Regions from separate parts of the Mus musculus genome. Here all the other regions are linked to region 2. A link is a loop called in an ENCODE intact Hi-C map of the cell type or tissue named here. Cell type or tissue: heart. All regions are shown on one strand.

Region 1 (8,000 bases), 110 kb after region 2:
TCCCTTGAATAAAGTGTCACAGTGCTCTAAGCTAAGCAACACAAATGCCTTTTAAAATACTACCCAAGTTTCTTAGCATCTCATACCCTCAGTTTCCTTATCTGTGAAATGAAAATGTCTAAATTATCCTACAGGGCTTTGAAAATATCAGATGAGATCATGAAGGTATGTGAAATAGGCCTTGTCTGGTGGTGGATGCCTGCACTTAGCAGGCAGAGATAGAATCACCCAGAGTCCCAGGCCAGGCTGGGTCAAGAGAGCCTGTCTCAAAAGGAAAAAGGTCTATTGTATAAAAGGGAAGATGAGCAGGGCGGTGGTGGTGCACGCCTTTAATTCCAGCACTTGGGAGGCAGAGACAGGAGGATTTCTGAGTTCGAAGCCAGCCATTTCTATGGATGTCCTGGAACTACAAAGTGAGTTCCAGGACATCCATAGAAACCCTATCTCGAAAAACCAAAAAAAAAAAAAAAAAAAAAAAAAAACAAGGGAAGATGAAAGGGTAAGGAAAACATATGCACAGGTAATTGACAGGTTGTAAATCTCTGCTAATGGTCAGAAGATTCCTCAAACTTGAGTAAACAACGAATTAGAATAATTATATGGGGCTGGAGAGATGGCTCAGTGGTTAAGAGTACTGACTGTTCTTCCGGAGGTCCTGAGTTCAAATCCCAGCAACCACATGGTGGCTCACAATCAACTGTAATGGGCATCTGATGTCCTCTTCTGGTGTGTCTGAAGACAGCTAAAGTATACTCATGTAAATAAATAAATCTTAAAAAAAAGAATATGTTGATTCCCCTGCATTGCTGGGGAGAGGCTCTATGCAAATTATCAACTTATACTCAGTAGACTATCAATCTTAGATCAGGGATAAAACAATCAAACTGAATGTTCCTAAGTTGACCTCTCATAAAGTATTATATGGTATTTGCTATATTTTAAAATGCTTAACAACTCTATTATGTTTGCACTTGTTTTGTTTTCAGACTTCTGTTCCAGGAAAGGAACCAGGTAGACAGAAAGGAGTTATAAAAAATGAAAATGAAACAAAAGAACAACCATCTAAATTACTAAAGGCAGACAAGTCTTCTATTTTTGCTAGTGTTCAAGAGACATTGATTAAAACAGATTACAGTTACACGCATAGGCTACTGTTTATTCTTGGGTGTTGTAGTATCTGCTTTCTGAGACATGTACCCCAGGCTGGCTTGGAACTCACTATACAGTCCCAGCTGGCTTCCATCTCAAGGCCATCCTCTTCCCTCGGTCTTCCAAACCCTGCGATTACAGGCATGATATATTGAGCATGGTTCTTGGTATATTTTTTTTAGCTCCATAACACTTGTTATAGTTGCAACATAAAGATGCTAAACTTTTGTTTTGTTTTTGTTTTGTTTTGTTACAGACTCACTATGTAGTTCTGGCTGTCCTGGAACCCAATATGTAGACTAGGCTGGCCTCCATTCAAGGAGCTACATGTGTCTCTGTTTCCCAAGTGCTGGGACTAAAGGTTTGTGCCACTGTGCCAGGCACTAAATATTTCTTTAAATCGATAAATACTATATAGGAATTATTTTCTTAAGGAATATTTAGTTTGATTACTTTATCCCTGATTTAACATAAGATTGCTAAGTCTGTTGACTTATTTTATGGACATGAATTTTACCTGTGTGTTTGCTTTTTGGATTTTCAAGACAGAGTTTCTCTGTGTAGCCCTGGTGGGACTAAAGGTGTGTATTCCCATTGTTTGGTGCTCAGTTTATTGAGCAGAAAGGATGTACCTCAATAAACACATTAGACATAATGATTGTAGTCTCTCTAGCACGTAGTAGGTAATCAAGACTTACTAACGGATGGATGAACAATTCCTATACAAATCAGTTTACTACAAAAGAGCAGGGCAGTGGTGCATGCCTTTAAAACCAGCACTCAGAAGGCAGAGGCAGGTGAATCTCTGTGTGTTCGAGGCCAGCTTGGTCTCTAGAGTTCTAGGAGAGCCAGGGCTACACAAAGAACCCTGTCTCAAAAAACCAAACCACCGGGGCAGTGGTGGCACACGCCTTTAACCCCAATACTTGAGAGGCAGAGGCAGGTGGATTTCTGAGTTTAAGGCCAGCCTCGTCTACAGAGTGAGCTCCAGGGCAGCCAGGGCTATACAGAGAAACCCTATCTCGAAAAACAGAAACAAATAAAACAAAACACACACAAAAGAAAGAAAGAAAAGAAACAAACAAACAAACAAAAAAAATCCAAAGAAACAAACCAAACCAACAACAAAACCAAAAAGACCTATCGGAGGTACAGAACATGCTTTCGAAACACGCCGTTTCTTCCCCTTGACAACACTCATCTGGTAAAATAATATTTTATGCTCATCACTGACTGGACCAAAACAAAAATTTAAATGTTGGTTTGAGTGCAGTTTATCGCAGAAGACTATTGATGTGTCTTAAATAAATAAGTGCGTTGGGAACACCCAACTTGCATTAACTGGATACCTGCCAATCCACATTCACCCGCTGACCTCTACGCACTCTCCTCTGAGTTAGCAACCCACACTCACTAAAAGCCAAATTAAAATTTTCTCTTATGTTTTCCCTCTTCAGTGCTCCACTGTCCCAACACCCTTTGGAGTAAGCGTTAGGACACCGAAATTCCTCTGGTGCCTTAGCCCCGAGTCTACGCAGCTGGTGGGCGGGCTCAGAGAAGGCCTTGTGGCTGTTTCTTATTGGGGGCTGGTTGCTATGGTGTCGTCGATTTTAAAAACTCGCATGAACCGCTTCCGGGGGCTTAAAACAATTACTTCCGAGGCTGCCCATACTTACTATGGCTCACTCGGAAGTATTTCACCACCATTAAAAAATAAAACGTGTACGAAAAACTCCTGGGGACTTCTCTATAGACCCTTAAACTCGTAGTTATGACATACTACCAAATCTTTGCTTCCTCTTAGAAGTTATTTGCTTTACATTCCTTTTCTGTTTAGCCAATCTCCAAAATGGCGCGGACGGCCTCGCCAGGGCAGAGGCGCGTCACGTGGGTGCTCCCGGTTCCGGCGCGCTAGAGGCCCCGGGTGGTGAACGAGGCTCCGGCACCATGTCTGGTTTGTTTGGCCCACTCTCCCGGCCTGGCCCTCTCCCGTCCGCCTGGCTCTTTCTGTTGCTGCTCGGCCCCAGCTCGGTCCTCGGCATCTCCTTCCATCTGCCCGTGAACTCTCGCAAGTGTCTCCGAGAGGAGATCCACAAGGACCTGCTGGTGACGGGCGCCTACGAGATCACCGACCAGTCTGGGGGCGCTGGCGGCCTGCGCACCCACCTCAAGGTGCGGCGGCGGGGCGCGGCGGTGGGCGGCAGGAAGGCAGGCGTAGTCCGGGGAAGGCCGAGGTAGGGGGAGGCCGGCGGGCCGGCGAGCGGGCGGAGGCTGGGGCATGGCCTGGCCTCCCCCCAACCTCATCCCTGAACGCTAAGTCTGCGCGGTGGGGACCGCCCCTTCACCCCGCGCGTTGGGGTTCGCGGGGCGGGGCCGCGCGCCAAAGTCGGGGCCCTTGGAAGGGCAGAGTTCTGCCTTGGCGGACCTAGAGTCCGGAGACCTAGGGCTGTTTCCACTTCGGGCTGTCATCGGGGTTCTGTGTCTTGTGAAGTCTCAGGAATCGAGGAATTAACGTGATTTTCCTGAGCAATGTTTCGAGGATCAATGGGGGGTTGGCATCATAAGATACCTCAACACCTACCGAATAAAGCAGACAATAACGTTGGCTGTGACTGATAAAATGTGTTGTTCATTAGGCACCTGAAGCGTCACTTCCTGTGCCACTTAAAGTTGTGCGTTTAGTTCAAACACTACCCTATGGAACCATGGGCCTCGTTATATAGACTCAGAAACTGAGGCTCAAGTAGGGTGAACAATCGTTGGAGATGGATTTGACCAGCTAAGTGTATTGATGGAAAAGTGCTAAAACCTTCCTTTTGCTTATTTGTGATTCCTGGGATTTATTATTGATCACAAGATGGTCATAGTCTCTAGTCCCTTCTTTTAGTTACACCAGGGTCACCTAGATCCCTGTATGCTGACAGCTACTTTACTTAATGCCATTTGGTCCCAGTTTTCAGTGGAGTTTTGCTTGACTAGATTTTTGAGTTGTTAATAGTGGAGTTGGTTGTGTTCTGAATAGTTGTGTTCATTCACAATAAGCACTAGTTATTTTGTTGTTGTTTCTTTTTAACAGAAGGAAAACGTCACATTCTTAAGCCAAATAGAAACAGTTTATTTAAGTTTTTTTTTTTTTTTTTTTTTAATTTTGGCTGCATGTATGTATGTATACCTGGTGGGTGCCTAGAGCCCATGGAGGCCAGAAGAGGGCATCAAGTTTTCTAGATTGGACGTTCAAGATGGTTATGAGCCACCATATGGGTGCTGGGACCCCAGCTTGGGTCTTTTGAAAGTGGAACAAGTGATCTAACCCCCTGAGCATCTTAACAAGCTTCAGCTATATTGTTTATATTTAAAGTATTGGGCCACAGTAGTGATAATGTAACAGACTTTATTTGGGAGAGAAAAACTATTTTCAGGGTTATTGTTTTGTGTGCCATCTTTTTATTATCCCTTTAAATATTGAATTGTCAGCCAAGAAAGTGTTGGTAGTACATTTTAAAGATACAGATACAATGGTTGGGCTTTTTTTGGGGGGTGGGGGGGTTCAAGACAGGGTTTGTCTGTATAGTCCTGGATGTCCTAGAACTCACTTTGTAGACCACGCTGGCCTCGAACTCAGAAATCCACCTGCCTCTGCCCAGGATTTAAACCACGCCCGGCTTGGTTGGGCTTTGTTAATGCTGGCTCCAGAGTAGAAGTCGTGCCTAGAATCAAAGAATCTGAGCAGCCAAAGAGACCTTGCTCTTCAGTGTTGCGGTCTCTCCTGAGTCTGTGTTTGAAACCCTTCCAGGGTCCACTGTTGCCTGTCTGACCATCTGCCTTTGCCCACATGTGCTGTAGAACTCCTCATGGGATGTCTTGAAGCTTCATATGTTGCTAGTTTCTAATTTGTGTTCTAAATAGGGCCTCCCTGAACAGCGCTCGCTGTAGCTCGCCTGCTTATCCTTTGTCTCCCTTCTTAGCTCTTAGTAGTTTCCTAAGGGTAGGGGTTGTTTTCCTGTTCATATTTTCTAGAATGTTAAGGATAATGCCTTGCTTCTGGTAAGCATTCAGTGAAAACAGGAACATGGTCCAACCTTACGCTAGTGAACGCTGGGATGCTCACAGGCTGCTAAAGGGATGGCGCCAGCAGGAAGGAAGTTGTGCTCAACTCACTAGTATTTCACCAACACTCAGTTACCCTCCTTTCTCTGCTATGCCTCACCAGCTCAATTGGACTACTGGAATCTTAAATCCAAATGCCAAGTAGATAATATCTAGGAATGAATTGAGCTGGGCACTAAAAAAAAAAAAAAAAAAGACAACTGGGAAGCAGCTGTGGTTAGTGTGGTGTAACTGGCATGGTGGAGATTGTGAGCTCGAGTGAGCAGCACCCTCCCCTCTGTGGGTTTAGGCCTCACTGGAACCCCGTCCTCCTACCTCAGCCCTGCAAGTGCAGGGATTGTAGCTGTGTGCCAGTATACTCGCTCTTGATGAAACTCGCCGTGAAAACACATGGGCCCTTTTGTTTCATCTGGTTTTTCAAGTGAAATAAAAAGCACAGATTGTGATGTCAAAGTCCTGAGTTTTATCACCAACCCAAGTTGCTTTGGGCAGTGTTTTATTTTCATTGTTATGCAGAATATATCTATCTACTTGCATGTGTTACCCAGATTTTGCAACTATTCAGGATCCACACTTGTTTAATCTTCACCCCTTTCCCTGGATTATTTTCTGTTAAACTATCTCAATCCCAGGAAATCCCCAGTATTAGGATTTCAGTCCAGCTGACAGCAGCTTGGATCTCTTAAAAAATAGGAACATGTTACTGTGTTTTATGGCCATGTAACAACACCCTTTCAGAAATAGCAGTGAGCTCGGTGCAGTTGTGTGTGTCTGTAATCCTGAGGTGACTGAGATAGGAGGCTTAGCTGAGTCCAGGCTGAGCAACATAGTGAAAACCAGGTGAGGTGAGATCATTGAAGCCGAGAGGGTGAGAGCCATCTGGTTTAACATGTTCAGACCCTTCTCTCAAAACAAAACACATGAAATCCTGTAATGATTCCCTAAGGTCATGTGATACCCAGAACATATTAGGATATCACCACTCATGGACTGGTGGGATGCTTCAGGTAAAGACTCTAGTCTTTAAGCCTTAGTTCACAACTCCTGGGACCCACATGGTGGGTAGAGAGAATCAACTCTCAGACGTTATCTTGTAAACTTTCACATGTACACATGTGTATAACGTGCACACACAATAAATTATAACAAGAAAATTTTAAATTCCCCACTTGTTTGAAAAAGACTTATTTAAAATTAGTGTGTTGGGGCCAGAGAGGCTGCTTAGCATTAGAACAGGTCCTGCTCTAGCGGAGGACTTCAGGTTCCCATCACCTGCGACTTCAGGTTCCCATCACCTGCGACTTCAGGTTCCCATCACCTGCGACTTCAGGTTCCCATCACCTGCGTCGCTCTCCCCGTGGTTCCTGTAAGAGGAGTACGGCATAACTATGTAACCAGACTCAGTTTTATCTTTCTGCTCTGAATACTTGACAGATAGCTGGTGCTGTGCAGGACCTGGGCTGTAGCTTGTTGGTAGAGAGAGCGCTTCCCTCCTGTTCCAGACACTGGGTTTGACCCGAGTGCTGAGAGAAGAATGCTTACCTCAGGGATAGCGCTCTGCACTTCATGTGGGATCAAGGAACATGAGGGTGTTTTCCATGGCCCTCTGATCTGCTATAGATTCATAAGTTCAATGTATTTTAGGGTCAGCACGTTACCATAAATTGAAAGGCTAGAAAGATGGCACCAAATTTAATAGTCAGTGGATTACTATGTAGAGTGGAATTAGAGAAGATGAAGGCAGGCAGGGGATTTTTCAAGCCAAAAGAAGAGAAATTTATTTATTTATTTATTTATTTGGTTTTTGATTTTTCCCGCTCGCTCCAGGTCCCACTTGCCCTGGCCCATAGGTTCTTTGTTTCTTATTACGGATGGTTGTGAGCCACCATGTGGTTGCTGGGATTTAAATTTATGACCTCCAGAAGAGCAGTTGGTGCTCTTAACCGCCAAGCCATCTCACCAGCCCTGGCAAATATATCTTTGTGCCACATTCATGTCTGGTCCCCACAGAGGCCAGAAGACCTTGGATCCCCTGAGATTGCAATCACTAATGATTGCTGGCATTAAAGTGTGCTACCACTGAGAAGCTGAGATATTTATTATTATTACTATTACTAATTTTAAGGCAGGGTTTCATTCTGTAGCCCTGGCTGTCCTGGAACTCAATGTGTAGACCAGGCTGGCCTCACACTCAAAGATCTGTTTGCTTCTGTCTCCTGACTGCTGGGGTTAATTAAAAAAAAAAAACAAAAAACAAAACAAAAACCAGCCTTTGTAGAACAAGCTGCCCTCAGCCGCTCACGTGCTGTGGCTGTAAGGTGTGCAGCACCGTTGTCTGCACAGACACTGCCTGCTGATCGGTGGAGCATTTATTTTGAAATGGAGAGATTTTTTTGTTGTTGTTGTTTTGTTTTTTGAGACAAGGTCTCTCTGTATAGCCCTGGCTGTCCTGGAACTCACTCTGTAGACCAGGCTGGCCTCGAACTCAGAAATCCGCCTGCCTCTGCCTCCCGAGTGCTGGGATTAAAGGTGTGGCCACCACGCCCAGCGAGAAAGTATTTTTATTGTACTATGACTATCAATACAGTCGTTTGTATTTTATCTGTATGACAAGATGTTGCTGTTTTTCTGTGATTTTAAAAAAGACCATTTGATTACCCTAAAGTTATAATTCACATAAGCAGGACAAATGCAGAGTTTATACTTTTAAATTTTATTTAACTTTATTTTATATTTTATATGCA
Region 2 (8,000 bases):
TTCTGTTCCAGCAATTCCTCTCCTGAAGTCAGAGGTCCTCAACAGGGTGAGTGAGTTCCTCACAGTGAATGTGCTTGCTCCTCAGCCTTTAGCAAAAGAGCCCCCACACACACACACACTCCCACCCTCCCCCCAACCCCCAGCCCACAAGAATTTTGTCCTTGTCATATCCCAAAATTACCAGAAGGGGGCGCAGCGACTCAATATTAAGGTGGAAATCACAGCACCGCAGCGTAAGCAGCGGGAGAAAGACCTGGAACTGGTTAAGTAGAGCCCACAGCTCCCTGCTCCAATCAGCTCCTTAGTCAGTCAGTCATCCGTCAAGTTAGAATCGAAGCGTTTCCGCAGAAGGGTAGGGGGCATTTTACAGGTCTCAAATGAACTGGTTTGTTCTCCTTCCTTAAACGCCCACTGGGAGCCTGCAACACACCAACAGTGAACAAAAACAGATCCCACCCTCAGCCCCAAAACACACACACACACACACACACACACACACACCATGCTTAGCACCTGAAGACGATGTTAAACAACACTTCAGTGCGCCTCGGTTTTGCCTGTGTCCCATCTTGGGGTCAGATGCAGAATTCTGCATTGAGGCCTCGATGTTTTGGTGGTTTGGGGGGGGGGGGGTGATGGGTTTTTGTTTCTTTTGTTTTTTCTTACCTAACTCAGGCTAGTTTCAAACTTATCTTGTAGTTTGAAGGAGCCTTGAACTTGTGATCCTCTTCCTGCCTCCACCTCTCCAGTTCTGGGATTTCAGACATGTGTCTGTGCCAACAGACCTGCTTGTGTACAGAGTTCGGTTCAAGCCCCCCATCACTAGAAGAAAAAGCCAAGCTAAAGCCAAAAAGAAAGAAAGAAAGAAAAAAAGAAAGAAAGAAAGAAAGAAAGAAAGAAAGAAAGAAAGAAAGAAAGAAAGAGGGAGGGAGGGAGGGAGGGAGGGAGGGACAGAGGGAGAGAGAGAGAGAGAGAGAGAGAGAGAGAGAGAGAGAGAGAGAGAGAGAGAGAGAGAGAAAGGCAGGCAGACACATCACTCTGGGCTGAGGTGGTACACACCATTAATCCCAGCACTCAGGAGGCAGAGGCAGGGAGATATCTGAGTTCCAGACCAGCCTGGTCTACAGACTGAGCTCTAGGACAGCCAAGGCTACAACAGAGAAACCCAATTTCAAAAAACAAAACAAAACACTCAAGTAGTCATTGGAAAGTTAGAGTGAAAACTGTTGACAAAGAATTACAATCATTTTTAACTTTCTGTATATATTCACTATCTGAATTTTCAAAGGGTGTGGTTTTTTTTTTTTTTTTTTTTTTTTGGAAAGAAAGGGCAAGGCAAATTATGCTGTCCTCTATCTTAAAAAAAAAAATCTGCTCTGCTTGATAACATTTTAAAATATCTTCTAAGCATTGCGTGCTCACCAGAAACAACCAAAAAACCAGCCATGAAGAACAGACCAGTGAAGAGAAGAAAAAGACCAGCATTTCCCCTCCAGTGCACAACCAGTATCTGCACCCTCACGGCCTTGAAAGCTGGCTGTGTTGGTTTGTTCGTTTTGATTTTGTGGGGCTTGCTTGCTTGCTTGTCTCCTTCCCACAAAGCTGCTTTGGGGCTTGCTGAAGCCATCCAGCGTCCACCCTGTAGCTGTCACTAGAAATTGGAAGGAGATTTCCAGGTTCCTCTGTGCTCCCCAAACAGCAGCTCCAAAGACGAGTTTGCTTAGCCTCAAACTGTGTCTGGGATCCCCAAAGAATAGCTTGCTTAACGGGAGACCCCTGGCCTTTTTCGGGTTTACCAGACACCCCAGTGTGTTACAGGGGGCAAGAGCTGTCAAGAGTGGGGGGGGTCCATTTTATGATTCCCGATTCATTGTAATTGCAACACTCTAGCACTATATGGTTTTGCAACCGGCTTCCTTCTTCAGAAAGAACTGACAGAAAGACCCAGTCATTTGCATAGCCCAGTTAGTACTTTTCCGTGCATGTAGCTGAAGGGAATTGAGCTGAATGTGGCTCCCACAACTCTCCTTCCCCCACCTCTCTTATAATAGCTGGCAATCAATCCCTGGGTGCCCTCAGTGAAGGCTTGGAATGGCAGCTCTGGGGAGCTGTGCGGGCAGGTTCCTAGCTTACTAGGCCCAAGAGTCCCCCTCCTGGGCCAAGATGTCCCTGGGCCATTCCCACACACAGGCAACAACAATAAGGCTGCCAAGGCCCACCCAGCACACACCCTTAGATGCCGAAGCCCCCCTCCCTCCATGGAAGGAGGGTAGAAGAACCTATGGGTCTTGGCACCCAGCCTCACTAGGTCCACACCCTCAGTTTAGCCCTGCAGCTGAATAGTTCCTAGAGCGAAGAGGCTCACACCTCGTGAGGCCCCATCATTTCTGGTTACTTGAGAAATGACAAATGCTCATGGCCCAGCCCAGTCTTCCCTCACTTCTTCCCACCCCCCAAAAGCTGCTGAGCCTGTCTCATTCTGAGTCCATGAGTCCTGTCTTCCTTAAAACTTGTAGGATTTTTGGAACCCTGTTCATCTTTACAGGGCTTCCCCCTCATTCCTAATGATAATGCCTGACTTTATGCTCCTGAGTCTTTGGAGGCAGATATAATTAGGCCTACCTCACACAGGAGAAACCGATGAGTCTAGGACTTGGAGAGACCTGCTGAAGGTCAACAACTATGGACAGACCGGAGATAACCTAGACCTTGAGGGAACCCAGAAAGGGTGGTGCTGAAGGAAAGCCAGAAGCTGGGACCTTCATTCATATCACCTAGTGCCCTGTAGTGTCTAGTGCGTTTATAAACGACAGCTCAGCTTGCACCCTGGCACAGCCGTGAGTTGGGCAGGTATTTATGTAGAAGAAAACTGGGACAGCAGAGTAAGCCAGCCAAGGCCTCACAGCAAAGGAGTCTGGACTTGAAGCTAGCTCTAAAGCCTGTGCTGTCTCTCCAACCCCCAGCTGCAGAGGACCCCTGTTTTGTGCTTCCTCCTTTCCTGGTTGGCACCCTCCTCCTCGTTCTTCTGAGGCTACTGCAAGCTTCCAGCTTCCTCCTCTCACTCTGGGTGGTGTTTCTCTTGTGAAACTATGCATTGTGCAAAGCCACCTTTGATTAGATCACCCTCTACACCCCACCACCACCACCACCACCACCAAGAACTAAGAGTTCTAGAAGGCTTATCTATGCGAAGGTCCACAGTGTGTCTGTAGAAATGACCAGTCAGTAAGGAGTGACTTATTGGAGGACCTTTTTGGTCCCCAGTCCTATGGAGGGCCCTATGGGGGTGGAGGGAGTCTATAAACACAAAAGACAATATTTGACCACCACCCCCAAGGAAACAGTGAAGAAGCCAGCATATACACTCTGAGAAGTAGTTCATATCCCTATTCCCAGCCCCACGTGATGGTATGTACCCATGCTCTCAACACTCAAGAGACTGACACAGGAGGATCATGAATTGAAAGCCAGTGTGCACTACATACACAGACTCAGTCTCTAAAAATAAAGGTTCATTGAATTAATGAATGAACAAATGGATGAAAGAAAAGGAAGGGGGCTGGTCAAATAGCCCCATAGAGGACAGTGGCCTGAATTCCATCCCATTCATAAAGATGGACCAGGAAGGGCCTGGAGAGATGGCTCAGTGGTTAAGAGCACTGGCTGCTCTTCCAGAGGTCAAGGGTTTGATTCCCAACTCACAACTATCTATACCTGTATGGGATCCATTTTCCTCTTCTGGAGTGTAGACAAACATGCAGATAAAACCCATATACACAATATAAATAGATAAACCTTTTTTAAAAAAAATAGATGGGGGGAAGCAAGAGGGAGAAAGAGAAGAGGGGAAAAAGAAAAAAAAAGAAATAAAGTTAATAACTACTTCTTTTTTTAAAAAAAATAAATGGAAGAAGAGAACTATCCCCACACAGTTGTTGTTTGACCCCCTAGTGTGCACTGTGGCACACACAACCTCACAGGTACACACACCACACAGATGCATACCAAAACAACAAATTACATTTTTTAAAAGGGAGCCTATAATTACTATGTGTGTCTCTCTCAGTGCAGCTAAATTATACAAAAGGGGGGAGAGAGAGAGAGAGAGAGAGAGAGAGAGAGAGAGAGAGAGAGAGAGAGAGAGAGAGAGAGAAACTTATCTCAAAGATGGGACTTGAAATCTGGTTGGAAAGAGAAGAGGCAGTAGGTCTTGAAAAGCAGCCCTGGCAAGAAAAATGACAAAACTGTTTCCCTACATCCACATGAAACAAGTGCTCAGAAACAAGCCACAGAGAGAAAACAGCTAGAGTTATTTGGTGTTTTATTTTGGTTTTGGTTTCATCTGCCAGATTGGCTCTTCCCATCAAGAGTGGGCCTCAATATGGCTCAATAGGGAGAGGGGCTTGCCGCCAAGCATGACAAACTGGGTTTGCTCCCAGACGGGTTGGAGGAGGAGAAACCACGCTCACACTTTTGTCCTCCTCACAGCAAACTCTTGCGAGCCCCCTCATCACTATGATGATGTCTGTGGAACTGGGGGAGGAGGAGGGCACACTTGGCTCCCACAACCACCAGGTGGCAGAGATGCTGTTCTGAGGCTACCGCTCCAAGAACAGTCAGAGGAAAGAGGACGGTTCCCAGACCACTCCTCACATCAGCCAGAGGTGAGGAGGCGCCAGTCAACCAGGAGGCACCAATCATCTCTGCGGGAGCTGTCCTCGCAGCCAGCCTGGATGTTAGAGAAAAGCAGTTGTGAGAAGAATCTGGGTGAAGCTGTAAAGGAATATTGAAAGATGCGTCCCTGCAGCCAGGCTCCTAAGAAGGAAGAAACCTTCGAAGCATCAGGAAGGGTTGGTCCTGTAGGTTGCTCACCAGCTGCAGTCTGGGCAGTCTGCCTATGGCTTGGGGTTGAATGGTAACAAAAGCTAGTCTATCTAACTCGAGTTTCAGCACAGCCTGACTACAGTTCTGACCCTTCCCCGGGACCAAGCTCCAGCCGTCCTAAAGAGGAATGCTAGTGGCTTTAAGGAGTAAACACTCTCATCCCGTTCTGTTGTTGGGTTGTGACAGTGGGCATCGTTGGATACTTAAATGTAATATTAAGCCCAACTATGCATAGCTAAGCCGAGAAATTCGGTCACCAGAGCTCAGGTTTAGGCACACCTCGATACCCTCTAAGGGGAGAGGAGGACACAATTTGATGCCAGAAATCCGACTTTTATCTATTTCTACCTAACTGTTCAAGCTTGATTGGGAAAGCCAACTTCTACAAGCTTTAGTGTCCTTGTTTATGAAATAACAAGTTTAATTTCTGAAGTCCCTTTCAGTTTTGAAATTCTAGAAAAAAAAATCCCACACTTCTATAGCCAAAGGGACTGGGGAACGTGGGCGACCAACAGAAGAGGATAGTGGAGTGTATTGGCGTTAGGGGGGAGATCAGCCTCATAAAGAATTAGCCCCACACATCTCGTTAATTGCTACGGAGTACCCAGCGGTAGTCACTGCGGCACTGCCCTCCCCATCCCCGCCCCCACGGCTCTGCTGCACACACCCACGGCTCCTTAGAGACTTCTGGAATCTCGATAGATTCCTTTACATCCGCATGTTTATTGCCCTTTACATCCGCAAATCGCTTTACATCAGCAACCCTGCCGCGCGATTATTAATCATCGCAATATTCCCTCCGCCTGTAAAAGGAATTGCGGGATCGGACTTATGAAGGTGAAACCCGTCTCGGATCCATTCATTCAGCAGTTAACTAAAGTTAATTAAGCGTCTAAAATGAGCAAGCCCCAGGAGACGCACAGATACAAGTAGTGCAGGCATAAGAACTGCGGGGGTCTTCAAGAACTTCACCTACTTTGCAATTATGTCACCAAGAGGGGGGTCAGTTAGAGGGTGATGGAAGACCTCGCTAAATAGATGACAGGGTTGAAAAAAATTAAAAAGGCCCCAGCCAGAAAAAAAAAAAAGTGGCCTTCCCAAGGTCACTTATGTCCCAAGGGAAAACGCAGACCACCCACCCCCCGAACTTGTGTCCTTAAAGCTATTCACTGCGCCAAAGACGAGAATCTGAAATCAAGTGTATCAAAGAGAGGGAGGGTTAGACCGGGATTGTTTCCAGGATTTCCGGGCACAGAAAGCGAAAATCGTGATCCCGGATCGTCCACCGGGAACAGAGGAGCCAGGCCCTAAGCTTTGACTGCAGCCTCCACTAGCCCAGTGATGCTGGCGACCCGAGCCCCCGCCCGCCTCCGCAGGGTCGGGGTAGGAGGAGGGGTGCACAGCCCATGGCTCCTCGGGTCGGTGCGGGGGCGGAGCCGGGCAGGGGGCGGGGCGCCGCGGGAGTCCGGCTCCCAACCCCTCCCTGCCCGCGGCGCCTTTCCAAATATGGGCAGAACGGAAGCGGCGGGCAGACGTCACGGCGCCGGGTGGGGGCCGCTGACGGGAGGCGCTGACGGCGCCTACGTGTCACCGTGGAAACCAAACAGTAAATAGAGGACTGGCCGGCTCCTGGTGCTGTCTGCAGGAGCGAGCTGACCTGGAGCAAAGGGCCGGAAGCTGGGAAGGGTTAGGTGACACCTTGGCCTTGGCAGAGCAGGGTGAGGGCATCGGGAGAGTGCGGAGAGGGAGGGTGCAGGGACGCCGAGACCCCTGGGAGGAGCTTGGGAAGCCGGCAGAGAGGAGCTTTTCTACCCATCGAAGCTTTCTTCGGCTTGCAAGGTTGTAGAGGACTTGGTTTTCCTTACCAGCCGCTGAGCATGCAGTCGTTGGGGACACTTTACCCTGGGCTCAGATTCCAGGGCCGCCACTCCAGGTGGATAATGAAGTACAGGCCACAGTCTTCCTGTGCCCTAGACTATCATCTATAAAGTAAGCATAATAGCGAGGCCTACCTTAGAGGGTACCTGTGACTATTTTGTATATATATGACGTAGTCTCGCGTATCTCATGTGGATCAGGCCTTCACTATGTAGCTGAGAAAAGGGCCTTTCGCTTCTGATCCATTTGCTTCCTTTTCCCAAGTGGTGACATGACAGGTAACGAATCACCACCATACCCTGTACAAGCAAACCGCCCTGGCGCTCAGACCCAGCACTTCTTTAATGTTAGGCGAGCATTCTAGCCACAAAAGCACAGCCCCAGCCCTGCGACTATTTTTAATAAAAATCTATATTAATTTTTATGTATGTGTCTGTGCACGTTTGTACAGATGTGCCAGATGTAGGTAGATGCTGAGAACCAGGTTCAGGTCAGCTGCAACAACAGCGTACACATTCACTGCTGGGCCATCTCAACAGCCCCTACCCCCCAAAAAGACATTAAAAGTTGTATAGTTTAGAGCAGTGTTTAGCACGCTGTGAGCCCAAGTTAGTGCTGCTGACTGCCTATCCCTTGGAAGCAGGCAAGTAGCTTAATTGTACCATGACTATATCATACATCCAGTGTCATGTTTTCCTGATTGTCCTTCAGTTTCAAAGCAAACAATTTTAGAGAAATCTCCCATTTTAAAGAACACACTAGGAAGGTAACATATAATAAAAATACTAAACGTGTTCACCACAATGCATTTGCCAGGAAGCATGACAAAATGTTACATCGCTTCACAAGAATGTGTAAACACACACCAGCACACAGGTGCTCAGACACAGTGACAGAGCTAACTGAAGAGACTCAAGTTCAGTTTGCCTTTCACAGTCACTGTGTTATATCAGTTGGCTTTTGCCTGTTTTTTTTTTTTTCCAGAAAGGGTTTGAACCATTCATGCTGATCTCAAACTAGCTCTACAGCCAAAGGTAGCCTTGAACTACCTTTCAGAGGTGACCTTCCTATACCCACTCCTCAATTTGGGGGTTACGGGTATGGGACACCATAACTAGATACTTTCTGTCAAATCTGTTTGGGGGATAGGGCACATGGTAGCACTCAGGAGGTAGAGGCAGTAGGATCTCTATAGTTCAAGGCCAGTCTGGTCTGCTACCAATTTCCAGACCAGCCAA
Region 3 (8,000 bases), 140 kb after region 2:
CGGATACCTGACCAACTCGTGATTCTAGACATGAAGCATGGAGTAGAGGCGAAAAATTATGAAGAGGTATGTACTGCTCCAACAGACAGGAGGGAGGAACGCTCGGGGCTGGAGGCTTCTGTGACCTAATCAGGCCAGTGGCCACACTTGGCCCACAAGGTTGTGGTTTTCTCAGCAGCCATGTGACAACCAGCTATGGTCCTGGTAATACAAAAGGTTGTATTAACAGACTTGAACAAATAATTCTGGCTGTGATTATAACCAATGAACTAAACCAGCTGTCTGTACAGTTGCGTGTTGCTATGGTAGAGTTCAGTCATGCCATTAGCATTCTGGGGCAGAACACACACAAACATGCACACACACACTTTTAAATAGAATTCTGTCAAAAGAAAGTTTTTTGTTTTTTAATTCCTAATATCATCCCCTTCTCTTCTCTAAAACAAGTAGGTGTATATCTTAGGGTTTAGACTCAAACGCTGGTTAGTCTTGAACAGCTGTGCTGTTTTTTGAGAAACAATCGCTAAAAAATAACTTCCAGTTAAAGTAAAGGAGGAAGGCTGGGTGGTACAAAGAGCTGTAAGAGAGTCAGACATTTTATTCTGGTAGGAAGTATTACAGAATGATATATAATATAGTTTGGTGTATCCTAACTATATGAAAAAACGTTGCTTAAAGTGATTAGGTAGAATTTGAAAAATGATGAACAGACATGGCTCGTCAAGATTTTGGGAGGAAAATGTCCTAAATTGGAAGCAGACAGGAAGTGATTGGCCATATGTGCATCAGGAAGTAACTATAAGTCCACAAAGTTTTTCCTCTTTTTTTCTTGTTCTTGTGTTCAATTGAGTGAAACCAAAGTTCCTTGGAAGTAGTCGCTAGAGCAAGCAGTGATACAGTAACGGATATCAGACAGTTCCCAGTGGAGGCTAAAGTGCTTGTATCTCCAGGCTTGTTTAGAGAGCCTCTTTAACTGATGAGTTTAAAAGTGAAAACACAAGTTTTCCAGTTCCTCAAGACAGCGTTTCTCTGTGTAGCCCTGGCTGTCCTGGAACTCACTCTGCAGGCCAGGCTGGCCTTGAACTCACAGGGCTCCACCAGCCTCTGCCTCCCAAGTTCTGGATTAAAGGTGTGTGCCACCACCACACAGAAAGTGAAATCTTAACTTTTCAAGATTCTGAAGAATCTTATTGACTGTTATAAGATAACTGTTAAACTGTTATTATGAGATATAAAATGCCTGGAAAAAATTTTTTGAGGAATTTTATATATATATATATATATATATATACACACACACACACAATGCATTTTGACTACATCCAGACCCTCTCAGACATGTCTCTTAACTTCATGTCTTCTTTTTTATAGCTCACTGAGTCTAATTCAGTGGTTCTCAACCTTCCCAATGCTGCAACTCTTTCATAAAGTTCCTCATGTTGTGGTGACCTCAACCAAAAAATTATTTTTGTTGCTACTTCATAACTAATTTGCTACTATTAGAATTGTGATGAAAATATCTGTGTATTCTGATGGTCTTAGGTGACCCCATGAAAGGATCCTTCGACACACGCCCTCAGGTGTTGTGACTACTGGTCTGGTTAGTAATGTCCTATGCACATGGCTATGGGGCATGGGCACCTACCAGTGACCACACTCCCAAAGAACACAGCCATCTACAGGCAGTAGGTCCTCAGCTAGGCTGTGCACTCCTGAGACCTTCCCTTATCTGTGCTGGAATTTTGACTAGCTTGATCTTGTTCAGGTCTTGTATAGCTGCTGTGAGTTCATGTTCACTAGGGCCATGTCATGTCTAAAACACAGCATTTCACAGCACCCCGTGTCCACTAGAGCTTACATTTCTTCTGACTCTCCCACTGTGTTCCCTGAGCCTTGGAGTGTTGAAGATATAGCTCTTTTGGATTACAAGAATAGGTACAGTGCTTGCACTGTGTTGTTACTGCTGCTTTTTCTACCCTTGGCTCAGTCTATGAAACAGAGACATTGCTTCCTACTATATGACTTGTAACTTTGTTCTGTCATTAAGCATCTGTGTATTAAATAACAGGGTACTGAAGCCCTGCTAAACCCGAGATATAGCATACTCTCCCCAAAACAATGGCGTTACTATGGCTTTGTATAAAGAATGGTATGAATGCCGCTGTCATACCACATACCACAGGAATCACAATTCCTGGCATTTCCGGTATCCTTAGGTGTTACTAACACTGGACAAGAATTTCATCTTTTTTGACCTTCTGCTTAATCTAAGAGGGGAATCCCTAGAGGAAAGGAACTACATCGCTTCCTTTGCCTGCTTCCTGCTTCGGATGTCTGGCATGTCCTAAGCTTTTTACGCACATGATTACAACACAGCTCTAAGGTTCTGCTTCCTAACCACGAACTCTTCCCCACCACTTTCTTTAATGACTTCCCTCCTCTCAGCTCCCAACACCAGCACAGATTGAGGCAAAGGCCTAGAGTAGCCATGACAGGCCAAAATCAGTCCCTTTAACTTCCTTCACATCCAACATCTCAAGAATGTGGACTCAGTTCCGAAGTCCTCTGCTGTCCTGTAGCATGCAGTAATGTCTTATTGTTTGAGACAGAACCTCGCCATGTAGCCCAGGCTGGCCTGGAACTCAACTGTGTAGGCCCCTAGGTGAGTTCAAACCTTCAATCGTTTCCATCGCAGCCTCTGAGGTATTAGGCCTGCCAGCCTGTATCACCACGGCCAGCTTACTCAGTGTCGTCATAGTGGGACAGAGCAGCACAGTAGCCTGTGTGAAATGTTAGGAGGGACTTAGTAAAATTGTTATATAGTCTTAATATAAAGTATTTTATACTTGGGAGACAAATACTGGCTGTAATATAAAGAGAAAGAACACTGTACACTGAAAGAGACACAAGGGACCATCTATGCTTGGTCCCTTGTGTCTCAAGGACTTCTGCTACTGCCTTGCCTCTGCTCCTTAGATGGCAGCATCTCTATATCTTCAGGATGCAAATCTACCCTTTTTTTTCCCCCTAATTTTGTTTTTAAAGCAACTTGTTCTTTCGTGAACTGGAGTAGCTGTTTGCAGAGATAGACTCCCTGATTGTGTAACTGGGGGGACAAAGGCAGCTTGTCCCCTAACTCCTGACTGCGTGTGACCTTTCTTTTTGTAGATGTCCGAATTTTCAATAGGAGGAAGTCCTGTTTTGACTAGATTCTATTAAGCCTGCCGTTCTATCAGAAGGTGCCCCCAAACATAGTTGAGGCCACAGCTAAAGAAAGAAAACCAGAACCAAGTGTTCTGAGTGCCATAGGAAGGAGGGCTCTGCTTCCCTGTACCAGTGGCACAGTCTAAGTGACAGGACGGGACAGGACAGGACAGGACAGGAGTAAGGCACTGGAACGGAGGCTAATGGAGAACCATCCTGGACACTCTCAATGAGAGCTTTCAGGTTCAGTGCCTGGGGTTGGCACTGCTATGTGAAGCCAGCTCGGGCAGCCTCTTGGCCCTCTGAACTGCTGTGAACAGGCTTGTGATTGGTGCACCTCCCCTGTGCTGGAGATTGGTCCTTGAATCTTGTTCTTTCTGTTTACCTGTGTTAGACTTCATGTCCCTCACATTTATTGTTTAGCCTTTGGAGCTTATAGGAACTGATTTGGGTTTTTGAGGCAGGCCATGAAGGTAGCAGATTAATTTGACTGGAACAGGAGGCTTTCCTGTGGATCTGGAAGCAGTTGAGCTTATTTAGTTTTAGTTGTTTGCTTGCAGATTAGTGATCTCAGTACCTCTCAGATGAGTCTGGGTACTCTCTGGATTTAAGCTGTGGCATCAGAGTGGCAGGCATAGATGCATTTTAGGAAAAGCTTAATTTATTGATGCTCTGAAGGTACATAGACAGGGAAAGTCCACATAGCTTTAAGTTTTTTCTAAGCAATATGAACTAGTCACGTTAGAGTGGTAGATGTTGAGGGCTTTCTCTGGGCAGTGGGCTTTATGGAGAAAGGATGCAGAGTACTCTGATCACAAAGCACTTGCTTAAGGAGCCACAGTACTTGAGAAAATGGGCTCCTTTGAAGCCAGTGCTGCATACTAGGTGCCTGGCTAGAGATTCCAGAGCCCATCTTAGTCTAATCGGGTCTGCCACTGAAAATTGTAGTCTGCCACTAAAAAGTGAGTTTCTGTGGAATGCTTAGTTTCCTCCTCTGTAAAGTGATGGACCCATAAAATGAGTACCTAGTTCCTCTAATACTCTGTGATTATTTAATGGCTATACACAATATATCAGGAGAACGGCACCCCCTAGTGGAATATTTGTTTCACATTGTCATGGCCTGCCTTATTTTCTGCCTTGGAAGAAAAAAGCAGAGTACTGGGCTGTCTTCATGAAACATACAAGCTGGTGTTCTTCTAGAACTTGGAGCATTAAGTCAGGCATTTAGACAAGCGGAACAGTTGTTGGGGGTGGTGGTAGGTTTTCATTTTCTTTTAAACAAGTGTTAAGTTTACTTACTTGCAGCACTGGGGCTCAAACCCAGGGCTTTGTGTATGCTCGTGAAGCTTGGTCCCAGCCTTGAGAGTTTACTTTTTATATTTGAACTGACTAGTGTTTAGTCCTGGGCAAGTGAAGAGGGTCTCCTGGAGGACGCACTTGGAATTTCTTTTAAGGTTTTATGCTTTTGCCTGCAAGCATGAGAGTAGCAGCAGTGGAGAACTGGACCATTCTCTAACCTTGCTAGTCTGAGAAATCTAACCAGACCCTGCTGACCTAGTATAATAGTTCACCTTTTATCCATCCATTTATTTATTGGTTGGTTGGTTGGTTGGTTGGTTTTTAATTAGGGTCTCATGTAGCCTAGGCTCTCTGTAGACTTATTGTGTGGTAGCCACAGCTGCTCTAGAGCCTCAGATCCTCCTGATTTACCTCCCAAGTACCGGCGTGTGTGTATTTATTATATAAAAATATAATAGTGTAATGCATATATATATATATATATATATATATATATATTTCTAGCTGTTGGAGCACAACCACAGTTTCAGTTCCAGTTCCTTTTTGCAAGTTTCTATTTAGGGACCCTTAAATAATTGATGTCTAAGAAGTTTCATACTGTTGCCTCTCTGTCTCAGTCAGGAAGCTTTGGATAGGGAAGTGCAGAGCAAGAGGAAGATGTTACGCAGACTACGCTTGGTTTATTATATGTCTTATTAGTACCTTTTCCTTGGGGTTTTTATTTGTTTGGTTTTGAGTTTTTTGTTTTTGTTGTTGTTTCGTTGAGACGAGATCTCACCATGTAGCCTGTCCTGGAACTCACTATACAGACCTGACTGGCTTTGAACTCACAGAGATCTGCCTGCTGCTGCCTCCCAGGTGCTGAGATTAAAGACATGTCCCACTGCTCCCAGCTTTCCTTGGGGAATTTTGTGCAGATAAATACTAGGTGAATGGCAACCCTGGACTCTCAACTAGAAAAGCTATAAAACTGTACACTGTTTATCTTCTAATAGGGTGTGAAAAACCTTATGCTGAGTTGGTAACTGTAGCTGCCTCTGGAAGGGAATTGAAGAGCGGTCAAGGTAGATTTAGGGTCGTTTTTAGCAAATGTATGATTTCTCTTGGCTCTGAACATAATCAAGTCCAGTGTTGTATGACTTAGATATGCAAAACCCTGTTAGTTTTTGGTTTTGGTTTTGAGCTCCTCTGTGATACTGCAGGAGCACATGCTTCCTCCTTCTGCCTACATTCACCTAATATGACTCTCGAAGCTGCCATGCTAGCTATAGTGTCAATTGCCTACCAAAGGATGAAAGGGCAATGTAAAGTGCTGTACTACAGTCAGGAATGTGGAGGGACAGGACCTCCTCCTTCACAGCCTTCCACTGAGCTGTTCTGTTTTGCTGGAAGTGGTGCACAGGCTCTGTCTCCTCGTGTCTCCACCCTACAATGCAAAGTTGAAGTTTCGAGAATGCATCACCATGCCCAGCTTTTAAAAACATGGATGCTGGAGATGAGTGCAGGTATTCTTGCTTGCATAGCAAGTGATCTTACCACAGAGCCATTTACAGCATCTCCCTAGCCTTGTTGTGAAGTCTTTTTTATACACTCAGCTGACCTTGTCCTGGAGATCTCCCTGCTCCTGCCTTCTGAATGCTGGGTTTACATGAATCACTACTACACACATCTTAAAGAAATCTTAATTAAAATTAAAGATCTAAGGTGGAAAAATATAGTTTGTAGAGAAAGGTAGAAAGCCAAATTTTAAAATATCTTAGAATGATTGACAGAGATTTGAATGTGTACACAGACTCGTAGATGGTGCATTCTGCTCACACCCCTCCCCCACTTCTCTTGGGCTCCTTCCCACACTGGCTAACTCCTGCCCTCACTACTTCTTTACGGGTGCAGTGCAGTGCAGGCTGTAAGGAGGAGACTCTGCTCCTCCAGATGGCTTTGTTTTGTGCTTTGATGTTCTTTACTTAAGCAGTTTTTTCAGGGAGTTGGATCCAATTCTGATCTTTTCCAGATTGCAAAAGTCGAGAAACTCAAACCACTGGAGGTGGAGTTACGACGGCTCGAGGACCTTTCCGAGTCCATTGTTAATGACTTTGCCTACATGAAGAAGCGGGAAGAGGAGATGAGGGACACTAATGGTGAGTGGGGTAGCTTTCATTTCTCAGTGCGTGAGCTGTAAAGGAGACAGATTCTGGACACTGAATGCTAACGTACACATTTCTCAGTTTGGGAAAAGTGGAATATGATTTAGGGAAATAAAATTGCTTCTCTAGGGCTATTGTAACTAAAAGGTAAATCAGCTGGCTAGGTTTTCAGAAGAATGACATTTCCTTTGGTGATATGTAATGACTATATTTTTGGTTAGCTTGTAGCAAAGTATTACCAACTTGTAATTTTTAACATTTTAAATGGGATTAAAAACAAAGCAAAAGGAAACAGGGCTAGAGATGGAACTCAGAGCCTTGTGCATGCTAAGAAAGTGGTGTACCACTGAGGCGGCTATAGTTACCAACTCAGCATAAGGTTTTTCAGATCCTATTAGTACAGTTTTAGAGTTTCTTATCGGGATCTTGCTATGTAGCCCAGGCTGGCCTGGAATTCAGGATTCTCCTGTCTTAGCCTCTCAAGTGCTGAGATCACAGGTGTGTTACCATACTCACTTTTGCTTGCTTGCTTTAATTGTTTGAACTCTGAGACCTATGGACAGAATGAGGCTAACTAATTGTCTTTACGCCCTAGCCATTGTTTAGCCAAACTGAAGCAACTTAACTTCATTCCATTTACAGTGTTTTTGCATTGTTTTGTTTCTTTAGAGTCCACGAACACCCGGGTCCTGTACTTCAGCATCTTTTCCATGTTCTGCCTCATTGGACTAGCCACCTGGCAGGTCTTCTACCTGCGTCGCTTCTTCAAGGCCAAGAAGTTGATAGAGTAATGAGGCTCAGTGTTCTGTCCCCTAGAGCCAGCAGAACATCGCTGGGACATGCCTGGCCTAGCCCAAGGCCATTCTACTAACAGTACCATCAAGGCACAGCTGAGCTTTCTTGCCAGAACTGATACTTTTGGTATGAGAGCACATGGGCACCACCTATACCCAACAAGTCAATGAGGACTTTAATGCAGTAGGATTTGGACTGGTTTTGCAACAAGATTATTAAAGTCGCCTATGGAAAGAAAACAAAATAAAACAAAACAACAAACCGGGGTTACCTAGATAACGCCAAAGCCAGCCTTCGTCCTGGGTCGCCCGCCTCACAGGATCTGTTTGAGCTGTTTGCTTTTTCTCTCCCACCTGCTCATCGCCTTGTCCTTCACTCTAGTTCTCCTCCCAAGATTTCTCTGACTGCGGTCAGCTCTTTCATATCAGTTGTCTCTTTGGTTTCCTTGTGAAAACACCTTGAACTTCTCTTGGTCCTTAGATGAAATGTTTACATAGCTTCTGGTGATATCCTTCATAATTTTATGTCTCCTAAAAGGGTCATGGGTGGGACACA
Region 4 (8,000 bases), 50 kb after region 2:
ATCCCAAGACATGTAGAAAACAATAGCATCCTCAGAGGATGAAGGGACAGTGGGTGGCATTAGCCTCAGAGTATCGCTAAGCTTCAAGCCCGTTTGGTCGTTGGTTGAGGGTACCTGCCCTCACCGCTCCAGACATGTTGGGGAGGGACTATGTATCAGGCCCATTTTTATTTCCGGAGCCTAGTATGGCTTGCCAGGCTCGGGCTAAGTGCTCAAGGCACATTAACTGAGTGAACACATTAAGGGAGCACTTGTTGACTACTCAAGGGCAGGGCATCCAGTAGTGAGACTCATCCCAGTGCTGTGTGGAGAGGCTGTGAAGCTTTGCGGGTGACACGGCTGACCTGGATTCATAAGCGTTCATCCCCAGTGATGTCATGCTGACGTTCATACACAGGATTTCCACACATCTGCTCTCATCTGCCACACTGGGGTGGAACCCACACCCTGCGCAGCACCAATAGTCAGGGTTTTTTTTGTCATCGTTGTGGTTGTTGTTTTGTTGTTTATATGTTTATTGGTTACATCCAGGGCAGTACAGAGTGATGGTTGCTGATTTGGGATCCGATTTTGGGATCTGGAGCCAGTCTGTCTTTGTTCAGATCCTAGCTTTGTCATTCACAAAATCTGTGGCCTTAGGCATGTTATTTAACTTCGCAGTGGGTTCAGGGCGTGTTTGCCCAGCAGTTAAAGGGGGATGCTTACCTACTTGGGGGGGGTATGCGGTAAAGGTGTGAGGCTTGCATGAGGTGACCGGTATAAGACATTCAGCAGAACAGGTAGAAAGCCAACGGGTACCCTGACTGTAAAGAGCCCAGTTGTTTGACCCTTTAAAGATGGATCAGATAACAAGGTCACTCACACCTTTAATCCCAGCACTTCCAAAGCAGAGGCATGCAGATTCTGTGAGTTTGAGCTAGCCTGGTCTACATTCTAGGCTAGCTGATGCTACACAGTAAGACACTGTCCTAAAAAAAAAAATCTCTTTCTTTTGGGCCTGGCGCCAGCATGATGGGCAAGTGTCGTGGTCTCTGAACTGCCCGGAAGCTCTGCAGTCACCGACAGGACCAGAAGTAGCATGATAAGCAGTACAAGAAAGCCCACTTGGGCACAGCCCTGAAGGCCAATCCGTTTGGGGGTGCCTCTCATGCAAAGGGAATTGTGCTGGAAAAAGTAGGGGTTGAGGCCAAACAGCCAAATTCTGCCATCAGGAAGTGTGTCAGGGTGCAGCTCATTAAGAACGGCAAGAAGATCACAACGTTCATACCCAATGATGGAACTTCATTGAGGAAAATGACGAAGTTCTGGTTGCTAGATTTGGTCGAAAAGGTCATGCTGTAGGTGATATTCCTGGAGTCCTCTTTAAGGTGGTTAAAGTAGCCAATATTTCCCAATGTTTTGGCTCTATACAAAGGCAAGAAAGAAAGGCCAAGATCATAAAGTTTAACAATGGAAACACGGTAATAAATTTTCATATTCTGAAAAAAAAATCAAGATCAGATTGCTCAGTGTGGGGGCACAGACCTTTAAAATCCCAGAGTCTGAGGTAGGAGGATCAGTAATTCAAGGCCATTGTTGGATACATAGCAAATTTGAAGACAACTACCTGAGATTCTCTCCCCCCAACCCCACAAACCAAAATAAACACACAAATTAAAAAGAAAGTCTTTAAATGACAACACAGGATCCTATCCTGGTTTTTGCCCATTGTGCCCCGAAAAGCCAGTTAACTGCTGATCTTGAAATAGCACACAGGTTGAGCACAGGAGCTATTGTTTTAACTTGCTCTCATCCCTGGATGGTGTTCCAATTCATTATTAGTTTCTTGGCAGTTGAAGTACATGCCTTTCTGGGTGATGGTAACACGGCCTAAAACACATAATCCTTTAATACCCACCCTCTCTGTGTCCCTTCTCTTTAATACCCACCCTCTCTGTCTTCCGATCTTCTCTCTTTCCCCTAAGTGGCCCAGCGTCATCTCATTTAAAGTGAACTATTCCAGCCCCTGCAGCTGTTGTAAAGCCATGGACTAGGGTATCAGCCCTCTTCCAACCTCTTTCCTGCAGGCTCCCGATCACATGGCTGCTCTTTTCTCCTCTCTGTCAAAGCAGGAGAGCTGTCGAGATGCATAAGCCTCAAAAGGAACTGTTTAAAATTTTGAAAATTTCTCCCAGATGCCAATTCTATGCCCACGTTCCCACAGCCAGTTTACTCCTGGGATACTACCACCCTGGTTCTACCTTCAGGAGGCATCTCTGAGTGTGAGAGCAAAGGGTTTAGGGTAATATTTATGTGTATGTGCATGCACACATTGATGATATGCCATCACAAAATTATTCCCATCACGTGTATCAGAGGTTAAATTAAGTAACCTAAATTAAATAATGCATTTACAAACCCAATTTGTAGTTGGGGGTTTCCTCTGGTCTTCCCTTGGCTTTTTTAGATGTATACATCTCAGATGTCCCTAGAATTGATGAATTCCTTGACCCTGGTTTGGTGTAATTGGGTCAAGCACTGGGTGCTCCACACTTTCTCCTGTGCCTCAGTCCCTGAGGCCAGCATCGTTAGGGTGTGACCTGGGCAGAGATGGCAGCCAGCCCAGTGATGGAGCTATGACGTCCTCACCACCATCATCTACCCACGTCCTGGGACTTAAACCCAACCTCACTCGTGCTAGGCAAGTTCTACTGCTGAGTTTCAGCCCTGGCACTCCCTCGTTTATTTTTTATTTTGGGAGAGTCCTGCTAAGCCACTCAGGTAGGCCTTCAGCTTGCAATGGTCCTGTTTCGGCTTCCCGAATCCCTGGGATCACTGATATGCAGCACCGGGTCGCACTGGCTGGAAGTTCTGATGCTCATGGTAGAGTCATGACTGGTTGGGTAGATCCGTGGTGGAACTGAAGTATGGCATGGTGGGAGCATGGCGCTCTCTGGAAAGGACTGTGAGATCCATATGCACGTTGTACACTCTACTCCATGAATTAGTTGGGACGGGGCACAGAAAAGGCAGATGCTGATTGGTCACATGGGCCATCTCGCGCAGCATAGCACCCGTGTAACACAGTGATTGACTATCTCTGTTGTTGTCCCTCCCCTTAGGGTTTGGAGGCAGATAACTCAGGACGTCCTATATTCTTTGTCAGATTTCTCAAGACAAAGCACACTGACACTGCCCGCAAGCTCAGTCTCTAGCTCCTGTGACACAGAGGAAACTTTACTGCGGAAATGTGGCTTCTGCTCAATGCAGTCATTCATTCAACAGATACTTGCTGGGCAGCCTGAGTGGTAGACTAAGTGAGAACTAATCTAGATGCCCATGGTCCCGGTGGGCTGCAGAGTACTCAACTAAGTACTCAGGCAAAAGGCAAACAAACATGCCAGCGGAGAGCTCCTGACCCAGGGCAGGAAGAGTTAAAACAACTTATTTGAGTCAGCATCAGAAGGAAAAAAAATGGGAATTTTCCAGGAAAAAAAAAAAAACATGATAGCACACCTTAACTCTAATATCTGGGAGGCTGAGTCAGAGGATAACAAGTTTGAAGCTAGCCTTGGCTACATTGCACGGGCGCACTCACACAGATACTACTAACAACAACAATAGGAAGGGCATTCCAGACAGATGGAACAGTCTATACTCACACACACAGAAGACAAGAGAGTTGAGAACGATCAGTGTAAGGTGGTAAGGAGCGACCTGGAGACTTTCACAGGGATGAGTTACTCGGGAAGGTGACTATAAAAGTTAAGCCAGAGCCAAGAATGATGGAATGCACGCTTTAATCTTAGCATGCAGGAGGCAGAGGCAGGCAGAACTCTGTGAGTTTGGAGCTAATTTAGTTCGACATTGCAAGCTCCAGGCTAGCCAAGGATACAAAGAGCAAGACATTGTCTCAAAACAAACAAACAAACAAACAACTCAGAGACTTAGGCTGCAGGCCTCAGAACTCCATGTCTGATGGCAGTGTATTCAGGCCTGCTCCTGAGGGGAATGGAGTAATGAGGAACGGAGGCAGGAGTATAAGTTCGAGGCTAGTTTGGGTTGTATAATAAGGGGCTCAGGGGAGATAGGCACGGAGACACAGACAGAGAGACAGAGGCACAGGACACAGAGAGACAGACATAGAGACAGAGACAAAGACACAGAAAAAGAGACACACAGAGACAAACAGACACAGAGAGATACTGATACTGACTCATTAATGGGCAGGGGTAGATGAAAGGCATTAAGTAGTTCACCAAGGTGAGGGGCCACCTCCCAGCCTGGAAGAAGGGGAAAGGAGGGCACACGTGTCCAAATTCCACCCAAGTCCATTATTAATAAGCCACAGAGTGATTCATCTGTACCTTCCCCATTCCTGGCTTCATTTCCCCATCCGGCCCCTGCGAACCCTGTCTTTGATTCTGGTCCACTTCCCTTTCCTCCTTCTCTTAGCTGCTCCCGGCACTAGAACTCTCTGGGGCCCCGCTCCTTTCTGCCTTTTGGCGCTAATTGCCAGACTCCCCTGGCTTTCTTTGTGGAAAGCTTTAGGTTATTCTTTCCAGAAATCCTCAGAAGCGCTTCGGCCAGTGGGAAAGGAGGATCAACTCCTTTCAAAGGGCAGCTGAGAAATAAGGCAGCCGTCAAGTTACGACTTATGGGAACTCCATGGCCACAGCTGCTGCCAATGACGGGAACCAAACCAACAGCAGGAGCCCTGGCCCTGGGCCTCCCATTCTGGCAGCTCCCAAAGCCAAGATTTGAACCTGCCAAGTCTGTGTGCCCCTGGGCAATACCTTATGGGTCCCGTCATGTCACTCAGAGCATGCCCATGGAGATTAAGAACGGGAAACGTGTGGCTCACTGAGAACGGTCGTCGTCTGCTCACCCTGCTGGTTATGGGAAGCAGGACAGACTGGGAGAAGCTCTCTGAGCCCTGTCACTCTAGCTTTGTGTGAATGACACACAGTTTGAGAACACCCTAGTACTTTCAAGGGTGTCCTAGTGAGATTCTGTTATATGTTCATCTATCAAAATGTATATATCTAAAAAGAAAAGATTTAATCTCAGAGGAAGTCCAAAGACAGTTTGTCTATAGAGCTGATTGAATCAAGCGAGCGGGAATCTTTAAGAAGGTGGACAAATTCCCAGCAATGTGAGGGATGTTTTGACCTATAAGGAAAAACTTTCCAAGCGAGATTATCCCCATTGGTGTGGGCAAGGCAATCTTCTGTCACGGCCCATCTCCAAAAGAGACCATCTCGTTTGTTCATGCAGCAGCAGCTGCTAATGTCAGATAAAAAAAAAAAATCCTACCATTCCAAAGCAAAACCGTTTGTGTATAATTCACGAGCCCCTTAGGTTCCTTTAAAATGAAAAGAGTTACCAAAATAGAAATTGTTATCACCATGCCAACAGCAGACCTACAACATCAGCTCACAAAACATTCTGTCCTAAAGCTCAAAGCCAGACCCTCATGTTTCTCCATCAGAAAGAGCTTTCTATTTCCTTCCAGAACAAGCCTCTTTCCCTTACAATGCCCTTACCGGATAGTATAGTCAAGCTGGCAGGAACACACACACACACACACACACACACACACACACACACACACTCCTCCTCAGCACACACCTCTCCTCATTCCCCAAGAGCTCTGTGTGTGTGTGTGTGTGTGTCTGAGCTGATGACATATTATGACAGCATGCTCAAGAGTGAGACTCAGCCTCAAAGCAATGCAGGTCACGGCAATAGGCTTTATATAACCCAGAGCTGCAGAGAGACCCAAAATAGCATCTTCCCTGCTGCTCAGTTAGTCTCCTCCATCAGCCAGGGATAAAATTAGAGCAGGCGCTGACGTGCACCTGCGTGTGCAGAGGGACTCCAGGGAGACAGAACAGACTCAACACTCTGCCATCAGCTGAGAAGGCTGCCAGATTTTTCAGACCCCAATCTGTCACCAGACGGAGCCGTGTGTGTATGTGTGTGCGTGTGGGTGTTCGTTGGTGTAAATGTATGCCATGTAGAGACCTGCTCTGAGGACAGCGTGTGAAAAGACTGGCCTGGGAGCTGATAGCAAGGAGCTTGGCTGTGTGGGACTATGCAGGAGATGTTTCAGGCTATTTGGAAGGAAGTTGGTTCCCGTACCGGTCTCAAGTTTACCTTGCAGTTTCTTTTCTCGGACCCACACACTTCTCTCTGACCCAAGGAGTGGGAAGGCTGGCCCCTTTGAAACCTCTTTCTGCAAACAGATAAGCCTGACTGTGTTTTGTTTTGCTTTCAGCTGAACCAAACACATGGAATCTGGAGGTTAAAAGACTGCCAAGAAGTCAAGGGGAGAGAGAAATGAGGATGGAAAAGGAAACTCTGCTGTTCTGTGGCCTTTGGGGCTTTGACCTCGTCTGGAAGCCATAAACACTGCTCTCAGGTGTGGTGGGCAGAGATATCCAGCTTTTTGCTCTGTCTGAGAGGAGGCTGGGTAGAACCTTTTGACATATATATATGGTTTGTTACTGCATCAGTGAATACCAACCAGGTACTACCTCCAGGCTGACCCCAGAGACCAGAAAAATAGTACAGGCTATACGGGATGAGTCGATGGTTGTTTATTTGTGGTTGTTTTGCTCTGTCTTGACTGCTAGGGATTGAAACCCAGGCTTTGTTCAAGCCAAGCATGCTCCCGGTCTATAGACACTCAAAGTCTGCTATTACACGTTCATTTGGGGGGACTTTCTGTCTTTGGGCCTCCTTTAAACATATTTAACCATTGGACATGGTTTACTGATCCCTGACTAAAGCCAAAATAAATTCTAGGTAAATGTTTGTGGGGCCCAAGAACAGATTAATATCAGCTTTCAGAATCAAAGCAATACACATATGATTAATAATATATACTATATTTTTAGGCATGGTCTCATTATGTATCTCTTGCTGGTTTAAACTTACTATGTAGACCAGAATGGCCTAGAACTCAGAGCTATGCCTGCCCCTGCTTCCTGAGTGCTGGGATTAAGGGCGTGTCACCACCACATCTGGTTGTCATTTTTGATTTTCCAAGGTGGCAAACTTACTATATAACATCAACCAATATCCACGATCCCCCTGCCTCTGACTGCACTGCTGGGATTACAGGTGTGCACCACTCCATCTAGCTTAAACAGCTTTTTATAAGAACCCCCTCCAAGTTTTTCCTTACAGTTAGTGTGTGTGTGTGTGTGTGTGTGTGTGTGTGTGTGTGTGTGTGCGTGTGTGTGTGTGTAGGTCAGAGGACAACTGTGGGAGTTGGCTCTGTTCTTTCACCGTATGGGATCTGAGAATCAAATGCAGATCATCAGGCTTGGTGGCGAGTGCCTATGCACTGAGTCATGAGCCAACCCAGATCTCCCATTTTTAATTAGTAATTTAGCAATAAAAATGACCTGATTAAGCTACATAATGACTTCCAGGCCATTCTGGCCTGGGATGTAGAATTAGAGTCTGTATCCAAAGAGAGATCACGGGTGAGGAGGGAAACCGGGGAGGAAAAGTGAAAGGAAGAGAGTGGAAGAGGGGATAGAAAAGGGGGCTGGGAGGAGAGAGATCTGACCACCCCCCCAATTCCTCACTTTTGGCACCCCAAATCTTATAGCTACCAAGACCCCTCTCAGATACACTGTCCACCCGTTCCCTCTAGCTCTTTATTGTTACATAGATTGAGAGGCATCTCTGGTTTCTTCTGCTCCTCTCTGATCTGCTGTGCTCTGGCTTCTCCACGCTTCCCCGAAACTGACTCAGTAGGCAAAGCTCTGCTCGCCTTTGTAAGGCAGGGTGTGATGTGAGTGAGCATGGATACTTAGTAGACCAACAGAGCTGTGATGAGCCGGCCTGATGCCTGAGCTCAGCAGACCCCCACTTGGGAGGAAGGAACGTCTCTCAGGAGCTGGGCTGTAGACAGGATAGAGCAATGGAGTGTGGGAAGCTTCAAAGTGGAGCTCCTGCTGTTGGGCAGCTTCAGTCTTTCAGCCTACCTTGTGTGGTCATCGTGA

Evidence for each region. A loop is a pair of places that touch in the nucleus more often than their neighbours do. Peaks named below come from ENCODE experiments on the same cell type or tissue, not always from the same donor. Only the 100,000 strongest peaks of a DNase experiment are listed, where the experiment ranks them.
Region 1: it touches region 2 in a loop (5-fold over the local background); 30 of 42 quality-filtered maps call a loop at or near these places.
Region 3: a loop joins it to region 2, with 5 times the contacts of the local background. A loop is called at or near these places in 35 of 42 quality-filtered maps.
Region 4: a loop joins it to region 2, with 2.9 times the contacts of the local background. A loop is called at or near these places in 19 of 42 quality-filtered maps.

What each region holds. Positions count from the first base shown.
Region 1 is chr12:85,369,762-85,377,761 of GRCm38, reverse strand. It overlaps Tmed10 (transmembrane p24 trafficking protein 10), which reads left to right and starts at 3,045. Exons shown (of 5, transcript NM_026775.4): 1 at 3,045-3,321. The coding sequence starts at 3,097. In heart, a CTCF peak has its summit at 3,059; DNase peaks (open chromatin) are centred at 2,701, 3,041 and 3,311; H3K4me3 peaks cover 2,641 bases; H3K27ac peaks cover 2,870 bases.
Region 2 is chr12:85,484,508-85,492,507 of GRCm38, reverse strand. No RefSeq gene overlaps it. Among named protein-coding and RNA genes, the nearest start is that of Fos, 15 kb to the right of the region's middle. In heart, CTCF peaks have their summits at 200 (motif pointing right) and 4,554 (motif pointing right); DNase peaks (open chromatin) are centred at 217, 4,557, 5,577, 6,477 and 2 weaker places; H3K4me3 peaks cover 3,237 bases; H3K27ac peaks cover 3,367 bases.
Region 3 is chr12:85,342,869-85,350,868 of GRCm38, reverse strand. Tmed10 (transmembrane p24 trafficking protein 10) reads left to right here. Exons shown (of 5, transcript NM_026775.4): 3 at 1-66; 4 at 6,518-6,644; 5 at 7,320-8,000. The coding sequence ends at 7,441. Among named protein-coding and RNA genes, the nearest start is that of Nek9, 7.5 kb to the right of the region's middle. In heart, a CTCF peak has its summit at 4,308 (motif pointing left); DNase peaks (open chromatin) are centred at 2,348 and 4,318.
Region 4 is chr12:85,434,103-85,442,102 of GRCm38, reverse strand. It overlaps Gm40477 (a long non-coding RNA gene), which reads left to right and starts at 5,646. Exons shown (of 3, transcript XR_872875.2): 1 at 5,646-5,961; 2 at 6,260-6,403. It also overlaps the pseudogene Gm46370. In heart, a CTCF peak has its summit at 4,862; DNase peaks (open chromatin) are centred at 4,712 and 5,852; H3K4me3 peaks cover 997 bases; H3K27ac peaks cover 4,273 bases.